2 separate regions of the Homo sapiens genome follow, and region 1 is linked to region 2. Evidence: chromatin loops called from intact Hi-C (ENCODE). Cell type or tissue: Calu3. All regions are shown on one strand. Links, peaks and the distances in the headings refer to the core of each region. The heading gives the core; the rest is flanking DNA. Region 1 overlaps ZNF341-AS1 (ZNF341 antisense RNA 1). Region 2 overlaps ZNF341 (zinc finger protein 341).

Evidence for each region. Hi-C counts contacts between places; a loop is a spot of excess contacts. Peaks named below come from ENCODE experiments on the same cell type or tissue, not always from the same donor. Only the 100,000 strongest peaks of a DNase experiment are listed, where the experiment ranks them.
Region 1: it touches region 2 in a loop (4-fold over the local background); 10 of 110 quality-filtered maps call a loop at or near these places.

Annotation. Positions count from the first base shown.
Region 1 is chr20:33,790,248-33,805,451 of GRCh38, reverse strand. It overlaps ZNF341-AS1 (ZNF341 antisense RNA 1), which reads left to right. Exons shown (of 4, transcript NR_110623.1): 2 at 7,457-7,534; 3 at 9,836-9,938. It overlaps ZNF341 (zinc finger protein 341), which reads right to left. Exons shown (of 15, transcript NM_001282933.2): 15 at 13,183-14,464. The coding sequence ends at 13,935. Among named protein-coding and RNA genes, the nearest start is that of ZNF341-AS1, 13 kb to the left of the region's middle. RefSeq lists an enhancer at 13,015-13,309. In Calu3, for the core only: no CTCF peak of the experiment used is centred there; DNase peaks (open chromatin) are centred at 8,121 and 8,711.
Region 2 is chr20:33,737,443-33,752,646 of GRCh38, reverse strand. ZNF341 (zinc finger protein 341) reads right to left here. Exons shown (of 15, transcript NM_001282933.2): 2 at 11,635-11,745; 3 at 7,348-7,544; 4 at 3,575-3,724. It also overlaps the pseudogene RPL31P2. Among named protein-coding and RNA genes, the nearest start is that of ZNF341, 13 kb to the right of the region's middle. In Calu3, for the core only: no CTCF peak of the experiment used is centred there; DNase peaks (open chromatin) are centred at 8,836 and 9,006.

The sequences.
Region 1 (15,204 bases), core at 5,723-10,722, 53 kb before region 2:
GTGTTTGTTCCGTAATTGAGACACTGCAATGTTTTAGCAAAGTAAAAGAGAAAAACAAAGAGGCTTCAGTCAAGCCACCTCATGGGTGCAGCAGCCCCTCCACATCTAAGCAGTCTGCCTCATCACCTCTTATCTAAGTCAAGTTGCTCCCAGGTACATAGGTAGCAAAACACTTGCTGGGTTGGAGCCATTACCCAAAGGATATATGAACAGGAAGATGCTGTGGACCTCACCACCATCAGTTTCATACAGCTGTGTGGTAAACTGAGGGTGATAACAGAGCCCCTCATGTTCTAACTCTGGGAGCCCAGAAAAATATCTTGGGGATATGACAGCAGAAGCCTCAGATTTAATCTTGAGTACTGTATTAGTCTGTTTTCATGCTTCTGATAAAGGCATACCCAAGACTGGGCAATCTACAAAAAGAAAGAGGTTTAATTGGACTTATAGTTCCATATGGCAGGGGAAGCCTCACAATCATGGCAGAAGTCAAGGAAGAGTAAGTCCCGTCTTACATGGATAGCAACGGGCAAAGAGAGAATGAGAGCCAAGAGAAAGGGGTTTCTCCTTATAAAACCACCAGATCTCATGACACTTATTCACTACCACAAGAACAGTATGGGAGAAACCGCTGCCATGATTTAATTATCTCGTACCAGGTCCCTCCCACAACAATGGGAATTATGGGAGATATAATTCAAGATGAGATTTGAGTGGGGACACAGCCAAACTATATCAAGTACCAACTACAAGCAATTAGTGTTGGCCACCTGGACCGCTGGGTTGAAAAGAATTTTGAGGCTGCATCAGAAGTTCTTGTAAAAAAAAGTGCCAAGATTGGCCCGGCATGGCGACTCACACCTGTAATCTCAGCACTTTGGGAGGCCAAGATGGGAAGATTGCTTGAACCCAGGAGTTTGAGACCAGCCTGGGCGACATAGGGACACTCAGTCTCAAGAAATAATTAAAAATTACCTGGGCATGGTGGCACACACCTATGGTCCCAGTTATTCGAGAGGCTGAGGCAGGAGGATCACTTGAGCCCAGGAGGTTGAGGCTGCAGTGAGCTGTGAACATGCAACTGCCCTCCAGCCTGAGTGACAGAGTGAGACACTGTCTCAAAAAAAGAAAAAAAAGTGCTCAAGATGGATTTGTGATGTCTACCCAGGGTATGGGATGGGAAGTGGTGACACATGGGCAAAGTAGCTGCCATCCTGGCTGAGAATTCAGCTGCCATAAATAGAGATTCACAGAGTGGACTGGCTCAATACTGGAGAGCCCTGGGCTTTGCTGGCCTGTATTTTTCTGGTCTCTCAGACAAATGCACAGCCTTTTCAAACTTTGACCAACTCGTATTAACTTATTCAAAACTGTGTGAAAAAGAATGAGCCACTGATACATGCAAGAATTTGGATGACTCACAGATATTATGCTGAGTGAAAGAAACCAGATACAAAAGCTTGTATGACTCCATATATACGAAGCTCAAAAACAGGCAAAACTAATCCATGGTGTTAGGAATCAGAATAATGGTTACCTCCAGGGAGGTACAGACCAGGAAGAGGACCCTTACAAGGTGCTAACAGGTTCAATAGCAGGATCCAGAGGTGTTCACATGGCTGTATACAAATTAATCAGTTTTTATACTTAAGACGATTGCCCTTTATGTATCTTATGTACTTTATTAAACATGTTATATTACAATTTAAAACAACATCTCCAGGCTGGGCATGGTGGCTCATGCCTGTAATCCTAGCACTTTGAGAGGCCGAGGTGGATGGATCACTTGAGCTCAGGAGTTCGAGACCAGCCTGGCCAACATGGTGAAACCCCAAGTCTACTTAAAAAATGCGAAAATGAGCCAAGCATGGTGGTGCACACCTGTAATCCCAGCCACTCAGGAGGCTGAGGCAGGAGAATCACTTGAACCCAGGAAGTGGAGGTTGCAGTGAGCCGAGATCATGCCACTGCACTCCAGCCGGGGCGACATAGCAAGACTCCATCTCAAAAATAAGTAAATAAGTAAATAAATAAATAAATAAATAAATAACATCTCTAGCTGGGCATGGCAGCTCATGCCTGTAATCTCAGCACTTTGGGAAACCAAGGTGGGAGGATTGCTTGAGGCCACAGTTCAACACCATCCTGGGCAACATAGTGAGATCTCTTCTCTAGAAAAAAATTTAAAAATTAGCCAGGCATGGTGGTGCAAGCCTGTAGTCTGGGCTACTTGGGAAGCTGAGGTGGAAAAATTGCTTGGGCCCAGGAGTTCAAAGCTACAGTGAGCTATGATGACGCCAATGCACTCCAGCCTGGGCAACAGAGGGAGACCCTGTCTCAAAAAAGAAACGAACAACAACAACAAAAATACACACACAAAGTATCTCTAATAAGAGCAGCAACAGAAGAATAGTTTTTATTTGCAAAGTGCCTTTGCACACAAAAATCCCATCTTATCTCCATCATCCCTCTAAGCCCCATGAAGTAAGCATTACTATCCACCTCCATTTTACAGTTGAGGAAACTGAGGCCCAAAGAAGTAGGAATTGACTAAAGTCACATGGTTAAAGATACCCAGCCATATATTTGTAACCTTCTTTGAAAACATTAATTATGAAATGAGGCCGGGCACGGTGGCTCACGCCTGTAATCCCAGCACTTTGGGAGGCCGAGATGGGCGGATCACCTGACGACAGGAGTTTGAGACCAGCCTCAACATGGAGAAACCCCATCTCTACTAAAAATACAAAATTAGCCAGGCGTGGTGGTGCATGCCTGTAATCCCAGCTACTCGGGAGGCTGAGGCAGGAGAATTGCTTGAACCTGGGAGGCGGAGGTTGCGGTGAGCCGAGATCACACCATCACACTCCAGTCTGGGCAACAAGAGTGAAACTCTGTCCCAAAAAATCAAAAAAATTATGAAATAAAACCTTAATTATGAAACTTGGTCTCACATAATTATACCAAATTAAATACAGAGGACTTCGCTGATTTTTAGTTGTAAAAAAGAGTTCATCCAACATTCTCTCCTGATTAAACAAAAAACAAACAAACAAAAAAACAAAACCTGAAACACTCAGCCAACTAGGAAGAGGAGAGAACTTCTCAACCTGGTAAAAGGCATCTGTGCAAAACCCACAGCTAACATCACACTTAATGGTGAAGACAAAGGCCGAAAGCTTTCCCCCTAAGATCAGGAATAAGATAAGGATGCCTACTCTCATCACTTCCAATCAACATTGTACTGAAAGTTCTTGCCAGGGCAATTAAGCAAGAAAAATAAATAAAAGGCATCCAGATTGGAAAAGCAGAGGTAAAACTATTTCTATTTGTAGATGACATGATCTCATATAGAGAAAAACCTAAAGAATACACAGAAAGCTATTAGAACTAAAATGAGTTCAGCAAAGTTCAACAATATCAACACACAAAAATCAGTTGTATTTCTGTACATTAGCAACGAGCAATATGAAAATGATATTAAGAATCATTTCCATTTACAATAGCATCAAAAATAATAAAACATTTAGCAATAAATTTAACCACGGAAAGGAAAGGCTTGTCCTCTGAAAAGTACCAAACCTTGTTGAAAGAAATCAAGGAAGACATAAATAAATGGAAACACATTCCATGTCCATGGATTAGAAGACTTAATTGTTAAGACAGCAACACTCTCCAAATTGCTCAACAGATTCAATACAAGTCTTTCAAAATCTGAGCTGCATTTTTTGCAGAAATGGACAAGTTTATCCCACACCTCATATGGAATCGCAAGAGACCCTGAATAGTCAAAACAATATTCAAAAAGAAAAATAAAGTTGAAAGATTCGCATGTCCTGATTTCAAAACTTACTGCAAAGCTACAATAAAGAAGTTTATCGATCAATTGAATAGAGTCAAGAGTACAAAAATAAACCTATACATCTATAGTCAATTGATTTTCAACAAGTGTGCTAAGACCATTAAATGGGGGAAGCATAGTCTTTTCAACAAATGGTGCTAAGACAGCTGGGTATCCAAATGCAAAGGAATGAGGCCAGGCCCTGTGGCTCATGCCTGTAATCCCAGCACGTTGGGAGGCCAAGGCAGGAGGATCGCAGGAGCCCAGGAGTTCAAGACCAGCCTAGGTAACATAGTGACACCCCAGCTATACAAAATAATAATAATAATAAATAAAATTAGCCGGGCATGGTGGTGTGTGCCTGTAGTCTCAGTTACTCAGGAGGCTAAGGTGGAAGGATCACTTGAGCCCAGGAGTTCGAGGCTGCAGTGAGCTGTGATTTCATCACTCTACTCCAGCCTGGGTGACAAAGTGAGACCCTGTCACCCAGGCTGACCCTATATGAAATGTCCAAAATAGTCAAATCCATAGAGATAGAAAGCAGATTAGTGGTTGCCAGGGTCCAGAGAGGGGGAAAAAGGAGAATGACTGCTTAATGGGTACAGGGTTTCTTTTTGGGATGACGAAAATGTTATGTAACTAGATTGTGGCGATGGTTACACAATATTGTGAATGTAATAAAAAAGAGCTGCATTGTATACTTTAGTTAAAATGGTGAGGTTTTTTTTTTTTTTTTTTTGGTAGATGGAGTCTCACTCTGTTGCCCAGGCTGGAGTGGAGTGGTGCAATCTTGGCTCACTGCAACCTCTGCCTCCCAGGTTCAAGCAATTATCCTGCCTCAGCCTCCTGAGTAGCTGAGATTACAGGTATTGCCACCACACCTGGCTAATTTTTTGCATTTTTAGTAGAGATGGGGTTTCCCTATGTTGGCCAGGGTGGTCTCAAACTCCTGACCTCAGGTGATCCGCCCGCCTCAGCATCCCAAAGTCCTGGGATTACAGGCATCAGCCACCGCACCCGACCAAAATGGTGAATTTTATGTCATGTGAATTTTATCTCAATTTTTATTTTTATTGTTTGAGACAAAGAGTCTCGCTTTGTTGCCCAGGCTGGAGTGCAGTGGCACAATCTCGGCTCACAGCAACCTCTACCACCCAGTTTCAAGTGCCCACCACTACACCTGGCTAATTTTTGTATTTTCAGTGGAGACAGGGTTTCCCCATTTTGGCCAGGCTGGTCTCGAACTCCTGACCTCAGGAGATCCGCCTACCTTGGCCTCCCAAAGTTTTGGATTACAGGCTACAAACACCACGCCCGGCCTTATCTCAATTTTTTTTTTTTTTTTTTTTTGAGACAGAGTTTCACTCTTGTTGCCCAGGCTGGAGTGCAATGGCACGATCTCGGCTCACTGCAACCTCCGCCTCCCGGGTCCCGGTTCAAGCAGTTCTCCTGCCTCAGCCTCCTGAGTAGCTGAGATTACAGGCATGCGCCACCACGCCCAGCTAATTTTTGTATTTTTAGTACAGACAGGTTTCACCATGTTGGCCAGGCTGGTCTCAAACTCCTGACCTCATGATCTGCCCACCTCAACCTCCCAAAGTGCTGGGATTACAGGCGTGAGCCACTGCGCCCGGCCCCTTATCTCAATTTTTAAAAGTGCGTTGAAGTAATGAAGAGGGAACATGTTTTGGTGCCTACCACACAGACCTAGATTAGAATTGGGGCTCTGCCATTCAGCCATGTGCTTTACCTGCCTTGGTTTTCCTGTCTGTGAAACAGAAATAACACTATATTCCTCACCAGGCCATTCTGATGATTCAGTGACAACACAGACAAAGGCCTTAGCACAGAGTATGTATTCAACAGATATTTATGAAATAATAACAACAGGAATAATAATCATTAACATCCACGGAGCTCTCACTCTGACAGCTTACATAGAATATCTCATTTATTTACTTATTTTTATTTTATTTTATTTTTTGAGACAGGGTCTCACTCTGTCACCCAGGCTGGAGTGCAGTGGCACGATCATGGCTCACTGCAACCTCTGCCTCCCAGGCTCAAGCGATCCTCCCACCTCAGCCTCCCGAGTAGCTGTGACCACAGGTGTGTGCCACCACACCCAGCTAATTTTTGTATCTTTTGTAGAGACAGGGTCTCCCTATGTTGCCCAAGCTGGTCCTAAACCGCTGGACTCAACTGATTCTCCCCCCTTGGCCTCTCAAAGTGCTGGGATTACAGGTGTCAGCCATCACGCCCAGCCAGATTATCTCATTTAATCATCCAACTATAGTTCTATGAGGTAGTTACAGATTACAGCTGAGGAAACAGAAGCTTGGAGAGGTTGAATAACTTGCCGAAGATCACACCATTATTGAGTGGACTGGTTGGCACTTGAACCGTGAGAAAATAACAGAGAATCTTCATCAGCACTTTATGCTAAGCCAGACACTGAGCCGAGGATTTTACATGCATTACCTCATTTAGCCCACACAACAACTATATGAGGTAGGCTTTATTGTTCCCATTTTATACATTAACAGAGGTTGGACAGCTTGCCTAAGATCACACACTTGTAGGAGGCAGAGCTGGGATTCTTACTGTAAAGGCAACCAGTTTAGCCACTGTGCTATTCTGCCTACATGCAAATAATGAATGAACAGAGAGACACTCACACCTACAAACAGGTAAATAAATAAAGTGTGGTGGGCCTGGGAGCAGGTCTCACCTCCCAGGGGAGTGGGGCAAAGTAAGCGATGGGGGCAGGAAAGGCCCAACCCAGCAGAACTTGAGGGGTTAAGTGAGGAGTGAGGGGGAGGTGGGTGAAACTGTTGACCAGAAAGGACCCTACACTTGTGCTAATGGTGGGTTACAGGGCCTACTCCATACCCATTTGTCTGACCACATGCAGGCCATGCAGCAGGCCCTAGACGGCCACACAGGCTCCAGTCAATGACTGTGACTCCCTGGACTTTACCCCAGGGAAACCCTCATCCTCACCCAGGCGCAGGCCCAAGGCACAGGTAGACTAGAAGTCTACCTGCACGAGGAAGGAAAAGTCCACATCCAATCCCTTAGAATATCCTGTTGGCTCTATCATCAAAATATATCCAGAAAGCTATCATTTCTTACCATCTTCATTGCGGTTACTCTGGTCAAAGCCACCATCATCTCTTGCCTGCACTATTGCAGTAGCCTCCTGGTGGGCAGGATAATGGTCCTTCAAAGACGTCCATGTCCTCATCCCCAGAATCTCACCTTAAATGGACTTTGTAGAAGTGTTAAGGAGTTTGAAATGATGAGCTTATTGTGGATTATCCAGCTGGCCTCAATGTAATCACAAAACAGAAGCAAGAGGTTTCAGAGTCAGAGACTGGCAGGATGCTGCCCTTCTGCCTTTGAATGGAGAAAGGTGCCACAAGCCAAGGAATGCAGGTGGCTTCTAGAAACCGGAAAAGACAATGGAACAGATTCTCCCCTAGAGCCTCCGGAAGGACAAAGCCCTGCCAACACTTGATTTTAGTCCAGTGGGAACCATATCAGACTTCTGACCTCCAGAGTGATAAGATCTGTGTTGGTTTAAGCCACTAAGTTTCTGATTCTTTATTACAGAAGCAAGAGGAACCTAATACTCTTCCTCATTGGCCTTCCTGTCTCCATCTTTATTCCTTCCAGCTCATTCTCTACATGGTAAGCAGAGGTATCCTTTAAAAAATATGTGTTTGGCTGGGCACAGTGGCTCATCCCTATAATCCCAGCATTTTGGGAGGCCGAGGCAGGCGGATCACTTGAGGCCAGGAGTTCAAGACCAGCCTGGGTAACATGGTGAAACCCTATCTTTACTAAAAATACAAAAATTAGCTGGGCATGGTGGCATGCACCTGTAGTCTCAGGAGGCAGGGGCACGAGAATCGCTTGAATCTGGGAGTTGGAGGTTGCAGTGAGCTGAGATCACGCCACTGCACTCCAGCCTGGGTGACAGAGAGAGACTCTGTCTCAGGAAAAAAAAAATTATATATATATATTTTTTTGACATCTGACATATATATATACACACACATATATATATACATATATGTACACACACACACATATATATGTTTTGACACTGGACATACATATGTATGTCGGATCCAGTCACTGAATGCTCACAATCCTCCAATGGCTCTCCACGTCCCTCAAGTAAAACCCAAAGTCCTTTCAATGTCCCTCAAGTCCCTACATGATGTCATGATTTTCCTGTCACCTCCTTGCCCTCCCCCTTTCCAGTGCCTCACTCCAATCACACTGGCCCCTCTACTCTTCCTCAAACACACCAGCACCCTCCAAACTCTCAAAACCTCTACTCACCTCTACTTTTTTTCCTTCTCTATAGTCCTCGTCACCTCCTAACATCTATAACTTACTTATTTACTTTGTTGTTTATCTTCTGCTTCCTCCACAAAGGATCTCCACAAATGATTGTTTTGCTCATGATGTATCATCAAAGAACTATGCTTGGCACGTCATAGGTACTCAAGAAATATTTAATCAATAAATAAGTGGACTGAGGTAGCAGTGGCCTGGGAAGCAGCCTTGCCTTGATGAGACTTTGGACAAGACCTTTTCTCTCCCTGGGCCTGTTTATTCTCTGTGATTCTTCAAAGGACGCAAGGCCCTAAAGTTGGGTTCTGTGCCTAAGCCTACCTGAGGCACCCTCAGCTAGTAAGAAGTCACTGCCAATCCTTAGATGGAGCCTGCTCACCTCCCTGATCACCACCCTTCAGGCCCTGAAAGCCTTGTGTGTGGGGGGGTCACTTGCTGGCAGCCTTGGGGGTTGGGAGCACCCGTAGCTGCCACCTCCACTCCTTCCTCCCCAAAGGAGACAAAACTAGTCCAACCAGTTCCCTGGGCCACAGGGACACCTGCTCTGTCGACTTCCACCTGCTCTGTCGAGACTTCCAAGCCACCTGCCTTAGTCATTTGGCCCAGATATTCTCTGCTCCCTCTTTGAACAAAGGAAGATATCCTTTTATATCAGACATTACTTCCCAGGACCCTGGGTCAGTCATATCTCGGTCTACATGACAGATTCTCTGGTCTCCCTGGGGTGAGAGGAGCGGGTGGGTAAAGTGAGCCTTCTTCTCTCAAAGTGCTGTTGTTTATTCATTCGACAAATATTGATTGAACAATTCCTGGGAAGGTCTAAGCACTGTAGATACTTCAGGAACAAAACAGACAAAAGTCGATGCCTTTGTGGACCTTTTGTTTCTAATGAGGACAACAGACAATAAACAAATGTCTAATATAATGTCAAGGGTGACGTATAAAAATAAAATAGGGTAAGGAATTCGAGAATGATGGAGGTGGGGCTATGTTACACAGATTGGCCAAGGAAAACTTATCAGAGGAAATGAGTTTTTTTGTTTATTTATATATTTATTTATTTATTTTGAGACAGAGTCTCACTCCGTTGCCCAGGCTGGAGTGCAGTGGCATGATCTCAGCTCACTGCAACCTTCACCTCCCCAGTTCAAGTGATTCTCCAGCCTCAGCCTCCTGAGTAGCTGGGATTACAGGCACGCACCACCATGCTCGGCTAATTTTTTGTATTTTTTAGTAGAGACAGGGTTTTGCCACGTTGGCCAGGTTGGTCTCAATCTCCTGACCTCATGATCCACCCACCTCAGCCTGCCAGAGTTCTGGGATTACAGGTGTAAGCCACCACGCCTGGCCCAAATGTCCCAATTTTTTACATTTTCTAATTGCTTCTGGAGTATAGGAGCATAGTAGATTTGTATATATTGATCTTGCTATTATTTCAGCACCCTTGCTATTATCTCACCCTTTCCAATCCTGATACTATTTATTTCTTTTTCTTGCTCTATTATTCTGGCCAGGCCACTAATGTAATATTGGAGTCATAACAGCAGGCATCCTTGTGTCATTCCTGACACTTCACCACTGTAGTATATTTTAAATTTGTTTTTAAACGTTGGCTTACTTTTTCAGACACTGTGAATGCCAAACTGTCTGGAGGCTGCCATGAGCGGCCAATTTGTGATCTCTGCTTTACCTGAATTATTTCCGTGAATTGTGACATCAACCTCGCCAGGTAGGTACTATTATTCTCCACACTGACACAAGGAAACTGAGGTTCAGAAAGGTGAAGTGACTCGCCATAGTCACACAGCTAGGAGGGGGCAGAGCCAGAATTCAAACCCAGCTCTGCTTGATACCAAAGACTGTAATCTTTCTCTTTTTTTTTTTTTTTTTTTTTGAGACAGAGTTTACTCTTAGAGTAAGAGTCTGTCCATGAGTTTACTCTGTCACCCTGGCTGCAGTGCAATGGTGAGATCTCGGCTCACTGCAACCTCCGTCTCCCGGATTCTACAAATTCTCCTGCCTTGGCTTCCCAAGTAGCTGGGATCACAGGCACATGCAACCACGAATGGCTAATTTTTTGTAGTAGAGATGGGGTTTCGCCATGTTGGCCAAGCTGGTCTCGAACCCCTGACCTCAGGTGATCCGCCCATCTTGGCCTCCCAAAGTGCTGGGATTACAGGAGTGAGCCACCACACCCGGTAAAAAAACTGTGATCTTTCTGGGGGTGGAGTGAGACCCTGGATGCCTAGGCCAGCCCCTTTTTATGCTCCACTCTGTCCAGCATCTTGGAGTTCGGTGGCAGACCCTGGGGTCCTGGAGCAGCTATCTCCAACTTTCTTTTTTATTATTTATTTATTTATTTATTTATTTATTTATTTATTTAATGAGACAGAGTCTTGCTCTCCCCCAAGCTGGAGAGCAGTGGCATGATCTCGGCTCACTGCAACCTCCGCCTCCCAGGTTCAAGCGATTCTCCTGCCTCAGCCTCCCAAGTAGCTGGGACCAGCTCCAGGGCCACCACATCTGGCTAATTTTTTGTATTTTTAGTAGAGACAGGGTTTCACCATGTTAGCCAGGATGGTCTTGATATCCTGTCCTCGTGATCTGCCTGCCTCGGCCTCTCAAAGTGCTGGGATTTGTCACCAACTTTCTGTTAAACATTATAGCTGATCTTGGTATGTCCTTATCTGTGGCTTGGCTCTGCTACTTCCCTCCTGTGTGACTTTGGGCTGCTTAACCTTAATGTGCCTGTTGCCTCATCTCAGCTGCAAAATGGGCTTAAAAGTAGTGCCTACATTGAGGTGCTGGGGATGGTGCCAGGCATTCATTCGATAACTAATAAATGTTAGTTCTCGTGATTACCAGTAGACGTGTATGCCTGTGTGCACTGACAGGAAGAAGCTATAGAAAAACCACTTAAATAGTTATATTAGGAAGAAGATGTCATTTTTTTTTCTTTTTTTGAGATGGAGTTTCACTCTTGTCACCCAGATTGGAGTGCAATGTCACGGGATCTCAGCTCACTGCAAACTCTGCCTCCCGGGTTCAAGCGATTCTCCTGCCTCAGCCTCCCAAGTAGCTGAGATTACTGGCATGTGCCACCACGCCCAGCTAATTTTTTTGTATTATTAGTAGAGATGGGGTTTCACCATGTTGGCCAGGATAGTCTCAAACTCCTGACATCGGGTGATCCACCCGCCTCGGCCTCCCAAAGTGCTGGGATTATAGGAGTGAGCCACCACACCCGGCTGAAGATGTCGTTCTTCACATTTCTTTCAATGCCATTGTTACAACTTTTAAAAATGTTCACTGTCTCCCATGACTCCCCTTCATTATGTGGAGAATAAAGTCCAGATTCCTTAACCCACATCTAAGGCCCTCTCTGATTCATCAACCCACACTTCAATCGTGGAAAGTGGCTAAGAACCCATGGAGGCAGGCTGCCGTGGCTTGAGTCCCAGCTCTGCAGCTTTCCTGGCTGTGTGAGCTTGGGTAAGGAAGTTTACCCCTCTGGGCCTGGGTTTTCTCAGCTGTAAAATACAGAAAGTAACAGCACTCACATGACAGGCTGAGGCGACGTGACTGTAAATAGCCTGGCACAGTGTCCCTCGTGTGGAGAAGGTGAAGCAACAGCCATGATCATTATCCACCTACTCCTCTGAGACCTCTGGTCACCCTGGAACATCCGCCGGCCCCAGAACATAGCAGGCCTGGCACTGTCCCACCCCAAGGTGTTTGCACGCGCCCTGCTCTCACCCAGCACACCTTCCCCTATCCATCCACCCATCAAAGCACCCCGGGCCAAGGCCCAGCTCCAGGGGCATCCCCTCTGACTTCCTGTCCCCACCAGTCCCCCTCGGGCCTTTGTGCAGGCCGGTACACTTACACACCTCACCCCCATCAACTCTGTCCCTCCTGCCGCGTCACACCCTTCCTGAGGATGTGGGAAGCTGGGCCTGGCTCTGAGTTCCAGCCCTGAGATCCAACACAGATGCCTGAGGGACCTGCCAGCCTTCAAAACAATTCAGTCATCAAATGGAGTCCAACAGCCCAGAAGGGTGGCTGTGAAGATAAACAGGAAAACACTAGTCAAGGCCCTTTTCTCCTTCCCGCCTCCTCATGAGCCCGGTCCACCTCCCACCGGGACCAGCTGAGAGGTAGGAGGAAGCACTGGACGCGGTGACATTGATGGCCTCCAGATGCCGACACGAGAGGGATTTCTGATCTTGTTTACAACGGATTTGGAGGTGGCTAACTATCCTGAATTCCCACAAGTGAGTACAAACCCCGACCCCCATGGGGTGTTGTCCTGGACTGTTTTCTGTGGATGGGTGTTCCCAATTTCCTTTCTTTTTTTTCGTTTCTTTTCTTTTTTTTTAAATCTTTGAGACAGGGTCTTGCTCAGTTGCCCAGGCTGGAATGCAGTGGCACAATCTCAGCTCACTGCAGCCTCAACCTCCTGGGCTCAAGTGATCCTCCCACATTAGCCTCCAGCATATCTGGGACTGCAGGCACCCACCACCATGCCCAGCTAATTTTTTTTTTTTTTTTTTGAGACAGGGTCTCACTCTGTCTCCCACACTGGAGTGCAGTGGCACGATCTCAGCTCACTGCAACCTCTGTCTCCTGGGTTCAAGTGATTCTCCCGCCTCAGCCTCCCAAGTAGCTGGGAATACAGGTGTGCACCACCACACCCGGTTAATTTTTGTATTTTTACTAGAGACGAGGTTTTGCCATGTTGGCCAGACTGGTCTCAAACTCCTGATCTCAGGTGATCAGCCCACCTTGGCCTCCCAAAGTGCTGGGATTACAGGCATGAGCTGCCGTGCCCAGCCTTGCTTCCCTTATCATCTCTCCAGGGCTCCCTGTGTGAGGGGCCTGGGACCCCTCAGCCACCACAAGCTTCAGAGGGGGAGTGCTGCCACCTAGGGGCAAAGAAGGAAACTGCCACAGCTTGGCCCAGGCCACCCGGACACGTTATGACAAAAACATTTATTGAGCACTTTCTGCGTGCCGGGCACCATGCCAAGCCCCTGGCGCACTTCATCATACTGGATCCCCAGGACAACCCTATGAGGTAGTAGTATCGTAAGCCCCATTGTACAGATGAGGAACACGGGGCTCAGAGAAGTGAAGTGACTTGCCCAAGGTCACACAGCAAGTGCATGGCAACTCTTGGATTTGAAGCCAGATCTGTCTCATAGCTGCAGTCTAGCCGTGACACCTGAGTGCCTCCTAAAAGCTACATCACAGAGCTGTCTGAGGATGCTGTGGGGAACCGTCTGTGAAAAGGTGCAACACGTAAACTCCGAAGAGTTTATGGCAGGCCTCCTGAAGAACAGCAGACTAGAGGCTACCCAGAGGCAGCCTGGAGACAGAGTGGGGAGGAATGCCCTGTCTCCTCTCCCAGGGGCCCCGACCACCAGCCTAGACCAGCGGGACTCTGGGCTGCTCAGGCTTCAGCCATCTCTCTCCTGCCACCATGGCTCTGCCCAGAAACCGTGGATGGCCCTGCCCCCAACCCTAGAATGTTGCAGGGCTTTCCGGCAGGAGAGGGGCACAGGAGGGCGACCATGGGCTGAGGTTTCTGAATGACATTCAGCAGGATTTCTGCCAATGGCTCGATGGCTCGCTTCCACTGGTAAGGATCACCGGTCTGCCCCCAGGGGCCCTGGACCCAAACAGGAGCATCAGGCCTGCCCAGGAAACAGACACCTCAGGTCCGTCACTCGGAGGCCTGGATGTAGACGGGCACAGCGAGCATGGCACATGGGCCCTCGGCCCCAGCCTGCAGCTCCGCCAGAGCCAGGTTGGAGCCCAGCCCCTCAGCGTGTCCAGGTACCACCAGCTCAGTTTCCGCGCCCACCGCACCACCCACAACGATGGACAGCACCGCGTCCGGCTCTGCGAAGGGCGGCTTGCCGGGGACAGCCTCGGGCACCAGCCCAGCCCCTGTGTCCTTCAGCTCCTCCAGCCCCAGCGGGTCAGGCAAGGGGGTCAGCACCTTGCGCCCACCACTGCCGCAACTGCGGGGGGCTGCCCTCCTCTGGGGGGGCCGCCGGGTTTGCAGGTCCTTGTCCTTTTGGGGGCCGAGACGACAGCGGTGATCTTTGAGGTATTTGTGGCGGGAAAAGCCCTTGGCGCAGCCAGCACAGCGGAACTTGTAGTTGCCCGTGTGGGCGCGCTGATGCTCGGCGAGGTGGGCACGGCGGCTGAAGGACTTGCTGCACAGGGCGCATTTGTGGAGCTTCATGCCTGGAGGGCAAGGGAAAGTCAGTGAGAAGCATCCAGACCTTCACCCCGCAACAGTGCCCTGCGCTGGGAATAAAATCCAGGCTCTTTCCCCACCAGCACCTGTGTGATCTGGCCCCAGCTCTCTCCACCCTCGTCGTCTGCCTTCTTCCAGCCACTCTCTGCGCCAGCCACACTCGCTCTCCTCAGAGATGCCACGCTGGCTCCTCCCTCTGCGCCTTTGTACTTGCCATTCTCCTCTGCCTGGAACAGCTGCTCACTCTCTGCACCTTGGCTCGCTTTGCCAGGTCATCTCAGGCTCAGGGAGGGGCCGTGACGCCTGAGGCCACCCACAGGAACATGGCAGCACTAAGACTCCAACCCAGCCCTGTGTGTCCAAGTCATTGACCTACTCTCCCAGTTTTCACACTTTCTTTAGTGACTGACTCCTTTCTGTAAACCTTCTCAAACAAGGGAGACTTTACCCCCCAGAGGACTCAGCAATGCCTAGAGACATTTTTGGTTGTCACAACTGTGGGGGGATGCCACTGACACCAGTAGATAGAAGCCAGGGATACTGCTAAAAATCCTACAGGGCACAGGACAGCCCCCAGGACAAAATTATCTACAGGATTACAGGCCAGGCGCCGGTGGCTCACACCTGTAATCCCAGCACCTTGGGAGGCCAAGGCGGGCAGATCACTTGAGGTCAGGAGTTCGACACCAGCCTAGCCAACATGGTGAAAACCCCATGTCTACTAAAA
Region 2 (15,204 bases), core at 6,255-11,254:
AAAATAGGCAAAAATGACCTCATTCATGCAGAAAAGAGTTAATATAGCAGCCTAATGTTGCTATCTTAAGAAGGGCTTCCCTTTCCATCTTGGACCCAGCAGAATGGCTCCCAGAAAGAAGGGTGGCGAGAAGAAAAAGGGTCATTCGGCCATCAATGAGGTGGTGACCTGAGAATACACCATCAACATTCACAAGTGCATCCATGGAGTGGCTTCAAGAAGCGTGCTCCTCAGGCACTCAAAGAGATTCGGAAACTTGCCATGAAGGAGATGGGAACTCCAGATGTGTGCATTGATACCAGCCTCAACAAAGCTGTCTGAGACAAAGGAATAAAGAATGTCCCATACTGCATCCGTGTGCGGTTGTCCAGAAAATGTTATGAGGATGAAGATCCACCAAATAAGCTCTATACTTTGGTTACCTATGTACCTGTTACCACTTTCAAAAATCTACAGACAGTCAATGTGGATGAGAACTAATCGCTGATCATCAAATACCTCAAATAAAGTTATAAAATTAAAAAAAAAGGGGGGGGGGCTTGCTTGCAGCACTAGCTCGTGACTGGGATCTGAGAATCTGGTTTGTGGGACATCTCCTTTGTTGATAAGGCTTATTTTGCCCACCTGGGGCACTGTTCTATTGTACCAGATTATGTAGACTGCTTGGACAAAATATGTGATTCATGGTGAACACTTCCTTCTCTTCTGGGAGTCTGGAATTTTGGTCATGGTGGCTGGTCACCTACATGACCAATCCCTAACAGAAACCCTGGCCTTGGGCTTGGTGCAGCGGCTAACACCTGTAATCTCAACACTTTGGGAGGCTGAGGCGGGTGGAGTCCAGGAGTTTGAGACCAGCCTGGGCAACATGGCAAAACCCCATCTCTACTAAAAATACAAAAACATTAGCCAGGCATAGTGGTGCACACCTGTAGTCCCAGCTACTTGGGAGGCTGAGGTGGGAGAATCACCTGAGCCCAGGGAGGTGGAGGTTGCAGTGAGCCGAAATTGCACCACTGCACTCCAGCCAGGGCAGCTGAAGTGAGACCCTGTCTCAGAAAAACAAACAAACAAACAAACAAACAAAACCCTGGCTTTGGAGTCTGAAGTGTGTTTCCCTGGGTAGAAACACAGCACACATGTTGCTAGACTTCACTGCTGCAGGAAGAAGTGTGTTTTGTGCAACCTCTCCCCACCTCCCCAAGACAGAGAACTCTGGATTCCTCCAGATTCCACCTGATGTGTCTTTTTCCCTTGCTGATCTTGCTGTGTGTTCCTTTGCTGTAATAAACCACAGCCATGAGTACAACTACCTCTGAGTCCCGTGAGTCTTTTGAGAGAATCATGAATGTGTGGGTAGTCGTGAAACGCAGCCAGTAACTTCTAGAAATTTATGCTACAAAAAAAATCAAGCAGGTGGGCAAAGATGTCTGTTTATGGATAGTGACTCCAGCCATTTTCATAAAAGCAAAAAACAGCAATGACCTACATGTCTATACATAGAAACTTGGCTAAGCAGAAGATGGCCTATCCATATGGTGGAATCCTTTGCAGTTGTTAAAATGATGGTACTGCTGGGTGCAGTGGCTCACACCTGTAATCCCAGCACTTTGGGAGACAGAGGGAGGAGGATTGCTTGAGCCCAGGAGTTCAAGACCAGCCTGGGTAACATAGCGAGACTCTGTCTCTAAAAAAAAATTTTTTTAGGCCAGGCACGGTGGCTCACGCCTGTAATCCCAGGACTTTGGGAGGCCAAGGTGGGCAGATCACCTGAGGTCAGGAGTTCAAGACCAGCCTGGCCAACATGGCAAAACCTTGTCTCTACTAAAAGTACAAAAATTAGCCAGACATGGTGGCGGGTGCCTGTAATACCAGCTACTCAGGAGGCTGAGACAGGAGAATCGCTTGAACCCAGGATGCGGAGATTGCAGTGAGCCGAGATGGTGCCACTGCACTCCAGCCTAGGTGACAAGAGCGAGACTCCATCTCAAAAAAAAAAAAATTTTTTTTTAAAATTAGCCAAGTATGTTGGCACCATGTATGTAGTCCCAGCTCCTCAGGAGGCTGAGCAGGGAGGATTGCTTGAGCCCTGGAGTTTGAGGTTACAGTGAGCTATGATCCTACCACTGTACTCCAGCCTGAGTGACCTGAGTGAGACGCTGTCTCAAAAATAAAAACATGATGCTGATCAGCATTTCATAAAGGACACGGGGTCCTCTTCTTCACTGTGTTCGTTGGGTTCCCAAACAGGGAAAAAAAAAGTCTCGGTTGAGAAAATCAAAAGGATTTCTATATGGCAGGAAGAATCCAGGGACACAGCAAGGGGAGAAGTAAAACACCTCCACCTTAGGTTCCTTTGGCCACAGATCTTTTTTGTATTAAAAAATCCTGGCCAGGTGCAGTAGCTCACGTCTACAATCCCAGCACTTTGAGAGGCCGACACTAGAGGATCCCTTGAGCCCAGGAGTTCAAGATCAGCCTGGACAACAAAGGGAGATGGTCATCTCTACAAAAATTTTTTTTTTAAATCCCAGGGAGCTACTGTGCATTTTCTATTTTTCTAATAGACATGGGACACTTGTTAAGAATAAAAACAAGGCTGGGCGCGGTGGCGCACACCTGTGATCCCAGCACTTTGGGCCAAGGCAGGTGGATCACCTGAGGTCATGAGTTTGAGACCAGCCTGACCAACACAGTGAAACCCCATCTCTACTAAAAATACAAAAATCAGCTGGGCGTGGTGGCGCACACCTGTAATCCCAGCTACTCAGGAGGTTGAGGCAGGAGAATTGCTTGGACCTGGGAGGTGGAAGTTGCAGGGAGCCAAGATCGCACCACTGCACTTCAGCCTGGGCAACAGAGCAAGACTCTGTCTCAAAAAAAAAAAAAGAACAAAAACAAAAGTCAGGCTGGGTGCAGTGGCTCACACCTGTAATCCTGTAATCCCAGCACTTTGGGAGGCCAAGGTGGGAGGATCACCTGAGGTCAGGAGTTTGAGACCAGCCTGGCCAACATGGTGAAACCCCGTCTCCATTAAAAATACAAAAATTGGCTGGGCACAGTGGCTCACACCTGTAATCCTAGCACTTCAGGAGGCTGAGGTGGGGGGCTCACTTGAGGTCAAGAGTTCGTGATCAGCCTGATCAACATGGAGAAAACCTGTCTCTACTAAAAATACAAAAAAAAATTAGCTGGCTGTGGTGGCACATGCCTGTAATCTCAGCTACTCAGGAGGCTGAGGCAGAAGAATCACTTGAACCCAGGAGGCAGAGGTTGCAGTGAGCCAAGATCGTGCCACTGCACTCCAGCCTGGGCAACAGAGTGAGACTCCATCTCAAAAAAAAAAGTCAAAATAGCTGCACTGTATTGACAAAGCCCCACATGTTCTGGGTCCCCACCTAGACGTAGCAGCTTCCCCATCTATAGCAGAGCTGGACAAGGGAAAGCTGATAGCCTCCCTCAGCATCAGGGAGAGCTGGGGCCAGGCCCCCTTTATTCTACAAGATTCTGAATCTGCAGGAGTTAATGTACAGGTCTGGAATCAAGACCCTGTGAGAAGCCCACACCTTCTTACCTGCACAGGTGGGGGGCCCTGGGGCATGGGCTGGTCCAGGGATGTGAAGGCTGACATGGCAGACATGAGCACATCATCGCTCACCAAGATGTTCCCCTGCACCAGGGTCTGGATCAGTGGGGACGGGGGCACTGTGATGTATGTGGAGATCTGGACAGTGGGAGAGAGAGAATGAGTGAGACGGAGAGAGACAGAGTGTGTGTGTGCTCATGTGTGCGTGTGTGCATGTGTGGACATGTCAGGCTCTGTAAGTAAGCCGAGGGCATGGCACAAAAGATCCAGGTTCTGGAATCCCACAGACGTGGATTCCATTTCTACCTCTGCTGCTCCCTGCTGTGTGACCCTGGGCAAGTCACTCTACCTCTCTGTGCCTCCATTTAATCATCTACTGAATGAGGATGATAAGACTGGGCACGGTGGCTCACAACTATAATCCCAGCATTTTGGGAGGCTGAGGCAGGTGAATCACTTGAACCCAGGAGTTCAAGACCAGCCTGGGCAACATGGTGAAACCCTGTCTCTACAAGAAAAATACAAAAATTAGCCGGTGTGGTTTTGCACGCAGCTGGTGTGGTTTTAGAGACTCTGTCTCTAAAAACAAACAAACAAAAACGGAATGAAAGAAAAAACAAATGAGGAGAATAACTCACATCCCTCTGCAAAGTACATACCCTATGACTCAGTAATAATACTTCCTTGTATCAGCCAGGCATGGTGGCTCACGCCTGTAATCCCAGCACTTTGGGAGGCTGAGGCGGGCAGATCACGAGGTCAAGAGATCGAGACCATCCTGGCCAACGTGGTGAAACCCCATCTCTACTAAAAATACAAAAAGTAGCTAGGCGTGGTAGTGCGCGCCTGTAGTCCCAGCTACTCAGGAGGCTGAGGCAGGAGAACCGCTTGAACCTGGGAGATGGAGGTTGCAGTGAGCTGAGATCGTGCCACTGCACTCCAGCCTGGCGACAGAGTGAGACTCCATCTCAAGAGAAAAAAAAATACTTCCTTGTATCTATGCTAGAGAAACACTGAACACATGTCCACATGAAGTCCACAAGTATCTTAGGTCAAGAAGAATATCTGGTGTGGCACGGTGGCTCATGCCTGTAATTCCAGCACTTTGGGAGGCCAAGACAGGCGGATCACTTGAGGTCAGGAGTTCGAGACCAGCCTGGCCAACAGTGAAACCCCATCTCCAATAAAAATACAAAAATTAGCTGGGCATGGTGGCGGGTGTCTGTAGTCCCAGCTACTCAGGAGGCTGAGGCAGGAGAATCACTTGAACCTGGCAGATGGAGGTTGCAGTGAGCCAAGGCCAGCCTGAGCGACAGTAAGACCTTGTCTCAAAAAAAAAAAAAAAAAGGTAAGAGATGGTGAGGGGAATATTTTCTACTAGCAAAACTCACAGTCAAGCAGTGAGAAAAATGACTGTGTTTTTTTTTTTTTTTTTTTTTTTTTTTTGAGACGGAGTCTCGCTCTGTCGCCCAGGCTGGAGTGCAGTGGCGGGACCTCGGCTCACTGCAAGCTCCGCCTCCCGGGTCCACGCCATTCTCCTGCCTCAGCCTCCCAAGTAGCTGGGACTACAGGCGCCCGCCACTACGCCCGGCTAATTTTTTGTATTTTTAGTAGAGACGGGGTTTCACCGTTTTAGCCGGGATGGTCTCGATCTCCTGACCTCGTGATCCGCCCGCCTCGGCCTCCCAAAGTGCTGGGATTACAGGCGTGAGCCACCGCGCCCGGCCAAAATGACTGTTTTATGCCAGAAGATGCCTGTTTCAGTCTATATGTCCTATGGGTCTGGGGTGAATGCTTTCATAGTGATGGCAGAAATGACACCTATACAATGAATGAAGATAATGTTCTAAAGGGATAAGGAAAGAAAAGGAAGCCAGTTGAAAATCTGACCCCTTGACCTGGCATCCTGAGATATGCCCAGCCTCCTTTATGAGGGATCCTTTAGTCTTTCTATGAGCCCCCTATCCAGGGTGTCTTTGCTCCAGAACCGTGTTTTCGGCTGAGGACTCTGGAAGCTTCCCCAGATGCCTCCAGCCTTGTCCTCTGCTCTGGCCTCCGGACTTGGAAATCTACATTGTCTACTTTGTCACTGCCTCCGTTTAAAGGTTGGCAGGCATCTCAACTTCAACGTGCCCAGCTGAACTCCTGACATCCCCCCAAAACCTTCTCCTCACAGCCTCCTCCCTTCAGCTAGTGGCAACTCTAAATCAGGAGTCCTCTGTGACCCTTCTTGATCTCACACTCCTCACCCAATCAATTCACAAGTTCTATCAGCAACACCTTCAAAGTATTTCTAAAATCTCACACTTTCTCACCACCTCCACTGCCAACATGCTGGTCAAGCTACCCGCATCCACTGCCTGGATTTGCACTACAGTCCCTCAACGGGTCTCCTGGCTTTCTCTCTCACCCTCCCTCAAAACCTATTCTCTGTCCAGCAGCCAGAGTGACCTGATAAAAGTCACTATGTCCCTCCTCTGCTTGACAGCCTCCAATGGCTCCCATGTCATTCTCAGTAAAAGCCCCAGCGGCTGGGTGTGGTGGCTCACACTTGTTATCCTGGCACTTTGGGCGGCCGAGGCGGGGAGATCACAAGGTCAGGAGATCGAGAATATCTTGGCCAACATGGTGAAACCCCATCTCTACTAAAAATACAAAAATCAGCTGGGCGTGGTGGTGCGCGCCTGTAGTCCCAGCTACTCTGGAGGCTGAGGCAGGAGAATCACTTGAACCCAGGAGGCGGAGGTTGCAGTGAGCCGAGATCCTGCCACTGCACTCCATCCTGGGCAACAAGAGTGAAACTCCGTCTCAAAAAAAAAAAAAAAAAAAAAAGGCCGGGCGCGGTGGCTCACGCCTGTAATCCCAGCACTTTGGGAGGCCGAGGCGGGCAGATCACGAGGTCAGGAGATTGAGACCATCCTGGCTAACATGGTGAAACCCCGTCTCTACTAAAAATACAAAAATCAGCCTGGTGTGGTGGCGGGCACCTGTAGTCCCAGCTACTTGGGAGGCTGAGGCAGGAGAATGGCGTGAACCCAGGAGGCGGAGCTTGCGGTGAGCCGAGATGGCGCCACTGCACTCCAGCCTGGGCAACAGAGCAAGACTCCGTCTCAAAAAAAAAAAAAAAAAAAGGCCCAGACCCTACACGATCTGCCAAGACCCTCCTGCTGCCTCTCCTAGCACCTCCCACCTTCCTACTTACTCAGTCCCAGCCACTCTCACCTCCTTATAGTTCTGGAACAAACCCAGCACACTCCTGCCTCAAGGCCTCTGCATCTGCTGATCCCTGCACCTGGCTCCTGCTTCCTTCCCCAAACCAGCCGCATAACTCATTCCCACACCTCCTTAGGTCTATCTGGTATGTTCTTCCTACTTATTTAAGTAACTGCGGAAATTATATAGTACTATTGTTTCAGATTTTAAAAATAATAATATATTATCTACTTATTATTCTACAATTTGATTTTTCATACAAAACCTTTTACCTGCTATATAGTATTCTTCCTGGTCACCTCTTCACAGAGCTCTTCCCCAAGCACGATAGACAATATGGCAAAACCTCCCATCCCCGTCTGGCATCCCCTATCTCTCCGCATTTAACATGCTGAAAACAGTACATGTGCACCATCCATCTCGCCCCACTCCACAAGGGCAGGGACTTGGTCTGTCTTATCCATTGCTATAGCCCCAGTGCCCAGCACAGTGCCTGAGCATGTTAGGCCCTCAAAAAAGACATGTTGAATGAATAAATGAACAAATACCTGGCGATTGGCAGGAGTTGGGGCCTGCTGGACCGCTGTGGGTGCTGCCGAAGGTGGGTAGATGCTGTTGGTGGCCAGTGAGACTGTGGCCAGGGCGGGGGCATTCCCCTGGCACTGTTCCCGCTTGTGGGTCATAAACGCTGGCAGCGAGTTGAATTGCTTCTTACACTTCCCGCAGAGAAATACATCCTCGTCATCTGGGGTCATACCCGCAGAGTAGTGGGAAGAGGCCACAGATGAAGGTAAAGTAATGAAAAAAAAGCAAGACTATGTCAAGGGGCATCACAGTATGAGACAGGAGAACTGCAGCTGACCACAAGCAGCAATCTGGGGGGCATGCTGCGACTTGACATGCAGGTGTCAGCCATCAACTATGTGCTTCCTGGGAGTTTTCGAAGCCACACAGGTGGCCAGGCACAGTGGCTCATGCCTGTAATCCCAGCACTTTGCGAGGCCTTGGAGGGTGGATCACCTGAGGTCAGGAGTTCAAGATCAGCCTGGACAACATGGCGAAACCCCATCTCCACTAAAAATACAAAAATTAGCTGGGCATGGTGGTGCGCGCCTATAGTCCCAGCTACTCGGGAGGCTGAGGCAGGAGAATTGCTTGAACCCAGGAGGCAGAGGTTGCAGTGAGCCCAGATCGTGCCACTGCACTCCAGCCTGGGCAACAGAGCGAGACTCCATCTCAAAAAAAAGAAAAAAAACCACACAGTTTCCTGCAGGGATAGCCATATGTGGCCAGGTACCAATTAATTAGAAATCAAAAAACAGTAAAGTATGTTCACTACAAAGTTGAGAACTCCAGAACCTTTATCCTGTCTGAATTTATTCATCAGTCCCCAAATGAGCCACCTGATCATACTCCTCCCATGCCTTTGCATCCACCGTTCGCCCTGCCAGGCTGCCTCTCTGAGGACAACTTGTTCTGCAAGCCTCAGCTTGACTGTCACCTCTTCCAAGAAGTCTTTTTTTCTTTTTCTTTCCTTTTCTTTTCTTTTTTTTTTTTTCTTTCTGAGAGAGAGTTTCACTCTTGCTGCCCAGGCTGGGGTGCAGTGGCACAATCTCAGCTCTCTGCAACCTCTGCCTCCCATATTCATGCGATTCTCCTGCCTCAGCCACCCCAGTAGCTGGGATTACAGGCATGCGCCACCACGCCCGGCTAATTTTTGTATTTTTAGTAGAGACGGGGTTTCACCACGTTGACCAGGCTGGTCTCGAACTTCCTGACCTCAAGGGATCCACTCACCTCAGCCTCCCAAAGTGCTGGGATTACAGGCGTGAGCCACTGCACCGACCTCTCCAGGAAGTTTTTCTAAAGCCAGCGGCTATAGTTCCTTCCTCTGGCACACCTATCATATAACAGTTTTCTTATCAACACCAGACTGTGAGTCCCCTAAGGGAAGGACATGTGTCTTATTTATCACCATAACTACAATATCTCCTGGACACAGAGGAGGTTCTCAATGGACGTTTGTTGAATGAATGAAAAACTAAATGAATGATTAACTACAGTTAACACCATCCATTGCTGAGGGCCTACCACAGCTATGCGCTCACTGTGTCAAGCACCCAACATGTGGTAGCAGAAATGTCTAATTGTTATTCAATTCTAATTGTATCCTTTTTTATTTATTTATTTTTTTAAGAGACGGGTTGCCAGGCGAGGTGGCTCACTCACACCTGTAATCCTAGCACTTTGGGAGGCCAAGGTGGGTGGATCACTTGAGGTCAGGAATTCATGACCAGCCTGGCCAACATGGTGAAACCCCAGCTCTCCTAAAAATACAAAATTAGCTGGGCATGATGGTGCATGCCTGTAATCTCAGCTACTCAGGAGGCTGAGGCAGGAGAATTGCTTAAACCCAGGAGGTGGAGGTTGCAGTGAGCGAGATCACACCACTGCACTCCAGCCTGGGCAACAGAGCAAGACTCTGTCTCAAAAAAAAAAAAAAAAAAAAAAATTGGGCAGGGTGCGGTGGCTCACGCCTGTAATCCCAGCAGTTTGTGAGGCTGAGGCAGGCGGATCACCTGAGGGTCACGAGTTCGAGACCAGCCTGGCCAACATGGCGAAACCCCGTCTCTACCAAAAATACAAAAATTAGCCGGGTGTGGTGGCAGGTGCCTGTAGTCCCAGCTACTCAGGAGGCTGAAGCAGGAGAATCACTTGAACCCAGGAGACAGAGGTAGCAGTAAGCCAAGATCATGCCATTGCACTCCAGCCTGGGCAACATGAGCAAAACTCCGTCTCAAAAAAAAAAAAAAAAAGAGAGAGACAGGGTCCTGTTGTGTTGCCCAGGCTGCAGCACAGTGGCTATTCACAGGCATGATCATAGTGCACACCACTCTCAACTCGTATCCTTCTTATACAATAATACAAATTTCAGTGGGAAACATGGCTTCATAGTTAAATAATATATTTCCCAGGCTTCTCTGCAGCTAGGAATGTCATGTGACAGAATTCTCACCAATGGGACAACAATAGAACTGTACCGTATCTGCAACTTCCTCATAAAAGGAAAAGGAAAGGGCATGGACAGGGCACTGTGGCTCATGCCTGCAATCCCAGTACATTGGCAGGCTGAGGTGGGAGGATTGCTTGAGCTCAGGAGTTCAAGACCAGCCTGGGCAGCACAGAGAGACCCTATCTCTATTTTTTTTTTTTAATTAAAGAGAAGTTTTTTGGCCAGGCATGGTGGTTCACGCCTGTAATCTCTGCACTTTGGGAAGCTGAAGTGGGTGGATCACCTGAGGTCAGGAGTTCGAGACCAGCCAGGCCAACATGATGAAATCCTGTCTCGACTTGGCCGGGCGGTGTGGCTCACGCCTGCAATCCCAGCACTTTGGGAGGCCGAGGCGGGTGATCATGAGGTCAGGGGGTTTGAGACCAGCCTGACCAACGTGGTGAAACCCCATCTCTACTAAAAATACAAAAATTAGCTGGGCATGGTGGCGGGCACCTGTAATCCCAGCTACTCAGGAGGCTGAGGCAGGAGGATTGCTTGAACCCGGGAGGCGGAGGTTGCAGTGAGCCGAGATCGCGCCACTGCACTCCAGCCTGGGCGACAGAGCAAGACTCCATCTCAAAAACAAAACAAAACGAAAGGGTATGAATTCCACTTCCCTCTTTCTTCCCTTCATGTTGGCTGGAATGTGCCAATCAAAGTGGGAGCTAGAGCAGCCATCCCGGGCTGCAGCTCGAGGGCAGTAGAGCCACAGGAAAGAAGGAGTCTGAGTCTCACCATGCCCACCCCAAATGCCCAAATGCCCATCAGGACTTCGCGTAACACAGAAACAAACTTTAATCTTGTAGAAACCATGGTAAACTTCAACAGCTAGAACCAAATCCCAAGTACTCTCATAAGATTCCTATGAGGCAGAACAATTGTCCCTATTTTACAGGTGTAGGAACTGAACCACAGAGAAATTCACTCACTTGCCCACGGTCACAGAGCTAAGAACTATAAGAACAATAATTCAAACCCAGCCATTTATCTCCCTGCCCCTAGTGTGATTCCCAAGTACACAAAAATGTTTGTGGAATGAATAAATGAACACAGTCTCACATAGAAACTTCCAAAAGAAGGCCCTTACAGGCCAGGTGCAGTGGCTCATGCAGGTAATCCCAGCACTTTAGGAGGCTGAGGTGAGCAGATCACCTTAGGTCAGGCGTTTGAGACCAGCCTGGCCAACATGGTGAAACCCCATCTCTATTAAAAATACAAAAAATTAGCCAGGCGTGGTGGCGCACGCCTGTAATCCCAGCTACGCAGGAGGCTGAGGTATGAGAATTGCTTGAACCTAGGAGGTGGAGGTTGCAGTGAGCCAAGATCGTGCCCTGCACTCCAGCCTGGAGGACAGAGTAACACTCTGTCTCAAAAAGAAAAAAAAGAAAAAAAAAAAAAAGAAGACCCTTACAGGCCTGGCCCAGTAAACAGGAGCAATTCATGCTCAGCCTATTCTTTCCACAGAAGGGAGGCTGAATAATCACTTCCAGGGCAAAGGCACAGGCATTGTTGTCAGGCATTGGGGCCCTTAGCCATTCCCTGCATCTTGATCCCATCTCCCCACATTTACTAAGCAATTGAGAGCAGTGTCCTCAGAGCTAAGCAGAGAAAGCCGTGAGCCCAAAGATCCCGGCTGGGAGGCGGGGGAGAGGGTTCAGACACCAGAGCATGTCCTGGGGACCACAGCAAGCATTTCACTCCCACAGCCCAGCACAAGCTCCACCTACTCTTCGCGGGGAGCCATTCACTCTCCCACCGGTGAACCTGAGCAGATACTCACCCAATGGCTGGATAGCAGGGGGCGCATTGACACTCTGGCCTGTCGGATCAGGGACTGCTCCTTGGCCATCCAATAATGACTGGACAGCCAGAACGGTCTGATTGTCCATTCCTGAAAAAAGAAGTGCAGCCTCTTTGGAAGGTAGGCCCAGCATCATGCTCTGACATCACCCTTACAAGCCAGACCCAGGCAAAACCCCTGTGGCGGCTGGGTACGGTGGCTCAGACCTGTAATCCCAGCACCATGGGAGGCTAAGGTGGGAGATCGCTTGAGCCCAGGAGTTTAAGACCATTCTAGGCAGCAACATAGTGAGACTCCACCTCTACAAAAAAATACAAAATTTAGGTAGGCTTGGTGGTGCATGCCTGTGGTCCCAGCTACTAGGGAGGCTGAGGCGGGAGGACTGCTTGAGCCTGGATGGTCAAGGGTACAGTGAGCCATGATCATATCACCTCACTCCACTGTACTTGCTCTTGACAGAGCAAGACCCTGTCTCAAGCAAGACAAAACCCCATGGCAAGGATGGCCGGCTATGCCCCAATATACATTCTCTTCTATTTCCATTGTGAGAGAGCCCAAGATTTTGGGCTGCAAAGATGGCCCCCAAATAAAGGTTACACTTCCCAGGCTCTCTTACAGTTAGGGAATGACTAAGTTCTGGCCAAAGGAATGTAAATGTGCTATGTGGCAGCTTCTGGAAAGTTTTCTTAAAACTGCCTGATATGTGACCCTCTTCTTTGTCCCATCCTCCTTTCCACTTCCCAGAATAAGAATATGGTGGTAGCAACTCAATCCACCATCCTGGATCATAAGGACAACCTTAGGATCGTAGGATAAAAAGCTGGATGGAGCCAGGCGCAGTGGCTCACGCCTGTAATCCCAACACTCTGGGTGGCCAAGGCGGGCAGAGCACCTGAGGTCAGGAGTTCGAGACCATCCTGGCCAACATGGTGAGACCCTGTCTCTACTAAAAATACAAAATTAGCTGGGCGTGGTGGTGTGTGCCTGTAATCCCAACTACTTGGGAGACTGAGGCAGGAGAATCACTTGGACCCAGGAGGCAGAGGTTGCAGTGAGCTGAGATCCTGCCACTGCACTCCAGCCTGGGCAACAAGAGCGAAACTCTGTCTCAAAAAAAAAAGCTGGATAAATCCTGGGCCTCTGAGAACCTTGTAGAACACAGCCATCTTCCTATCTTAGACTGCCTTCCTCTGGACTTTCATGTGAAAGAAATAACCTTCCAGCCTGTTGAAGCCACTGTGACGTGGGGCCTGTCTTACTCATGGCTGACGCTAATCCTAGGTGACAAAGTCCCTCCAGAAATCACGTTAGCCAGTTTTCCTCATGCACACTCCCCAAACCCCACAAATCTGTGTGCACGCGGGCGTCCTTGCCTTCCTTATTTCTCAATGTGTGTCTATCTTTTTTGTTCTGCAATAAACAATAGACTCTGAATTGGTGGCTGGGGGATCGAGAAACTGACTTCTTCCATGTTTTCTAATCAGTTATCACAGTTGAAGTTCACAGTAGTACACTGTCTGGCCATGTCACTAGCCGGATGACAGGCCTCCTCACATCTCAGTGGCCACCAAGGCACACTGTGCCACTCCCAAAAGACCCAGATGGTGCCTCCTCTCTATGACCCCACAGCCGATGCTCTGCCTCCAACCTCTCAGCTTTTACTGGGATGTCTTCCCCAGCTTCTAACTGCAATGCAAATTGAAACCATCAGACCAGTTATCTCTGGCCGGGCATGGTGGCTCACGCCTGTAATTCCAGCACTTTGGGAGGCAGGGGCGGGTGAATCACGAGGTTAGGAATTCAAGACTAGCCTGGCCAAGATGGTGAAACCCCATCTCTACTAAAAATACAAAAATTAGCTGGGCATGGTGGTGGGTGCCTGTAATCCCAGCTACTAGGGAGGCTGAGGCAGAGAACTGCTTGAACCCGGGAGGTGGAGGTTGCAGTGAGCGGAGATGGCGCCACTGCACTCCAGCCTGGGTGACAGAGTGAGACTCCGTCTCAAAAATAAAATAAAATAAAATAAAAAATTGAAACCATCAGCTACTGCAGCCAAACTGAATCCATGCCTTCCCTTGTCACAATGCAGGCTGTGTCCCTCCTGACGCTGCCAGCGCAGCCCTCCCCTCCATCTCCTCCTGCTCCTCAGAAGCCACTCTCCACCAACTCTCACCACACTGTGCCTGGGAACCATCCACAGCTACACACGATCAGTCTCTCCAGAGTGCCCTCCTGCAAATTCATGTTTCCATCTCTCCTCCCTTCAATGGCAAGTATCCCATGAGGGTCACCTACACCCTCTATCTCTTCTACCACCTTCCAGTTCTCCTTCCCCACTCTAGTGGGACTTAAGCCCTCCACTATCTGGAACCACCTTTGAAAAAGTTGCAAAGTGAGAAAATCATGACAGTGAAAGACACCTGACCTAACGAACCCCCATCTTGCCTTTAACCTCCAAACTGCCCTTAGTAATCCCTGGGCTTGGGCCAAGATAACTAGGGAGAAATTTAGTTTACAGTTTAAATGATAATAGCCCTTCCCCAAAACTAACCCTCCTTTGTGAAGCTAATGAAAGACCATGAGGTTAGGAGGATAAGAGGAACCTACATTCTGGTAAGGTGTAGACATAAATATTACCAGCCATTATTCCAGAGATCACAAGATTTGCAACTTCCCCAATTACTCCTGCATATAATATTATTATCATTATTATTATTTTGAGATAGAATCTCCCTATGTTGCCCAGGACAGTCTCAAACTCTTGCACTCAAGGGATCCTCCCACCTTGGCCTCCCAAAGTGCTGGGAATACAGGCATGAGCCACCACGCCTGGCCAACTTTTTTTTTTTTTTTTGAGATGGAGTTTCACTCTTGTTGCCCAGGCTGGAGTGCAATGGCGCAATCTTGGCTCACTGCAACCTCTGTCTCCCGGGTTCAAGCAACTTTCCTGCCTCAGCCTCCCGAGTAGCTGGGATTATAGGCACACGCCCCCATGCCTGGCTAATTTTGTACTTTTAGTAATGACAGGGTTTCTCCATGTTGGTCAGGCTGGTCTCAAACTCCTGACCTCAGGTGATCTGCCCGCCTTGACCTCCCAAAGTGCTGGGGTTACAGGTGTGAGCCACCGCACCTGGCCCCAACATCATTATTATAGAACCTAAGATTAGCCTTTTGAGATATCTTTTCAGATTTTTGCATTTCTGACAACCAATGGCTCCACGTAGACTCGCCAATGAGTCCTGCAGCCCCACCCAGAAGCAGACTCTGCATGTAGGAGGACCATTTTCCACAACTCTATGATTGCACCTCCAACCAATCAACAGCACCCATTCCCTTGTCCCCCAAACTATCTTTGAAAAAACCTAGTGTCTGGCTGGGCATGGTGGCTCACGCCTGTAATCCCAGCATTTTGGGAGGCCAAGGTGGGCAGATCATGAGGTCAGGAGATCAAGACCATCCTGGCTAATACGGTAAAACCCCATCCTTACTAAAAATATAAAAAATTAGCCGGGCATGGTGGCAGGTGCCTGCAGTCCCAGCTACTTGGGA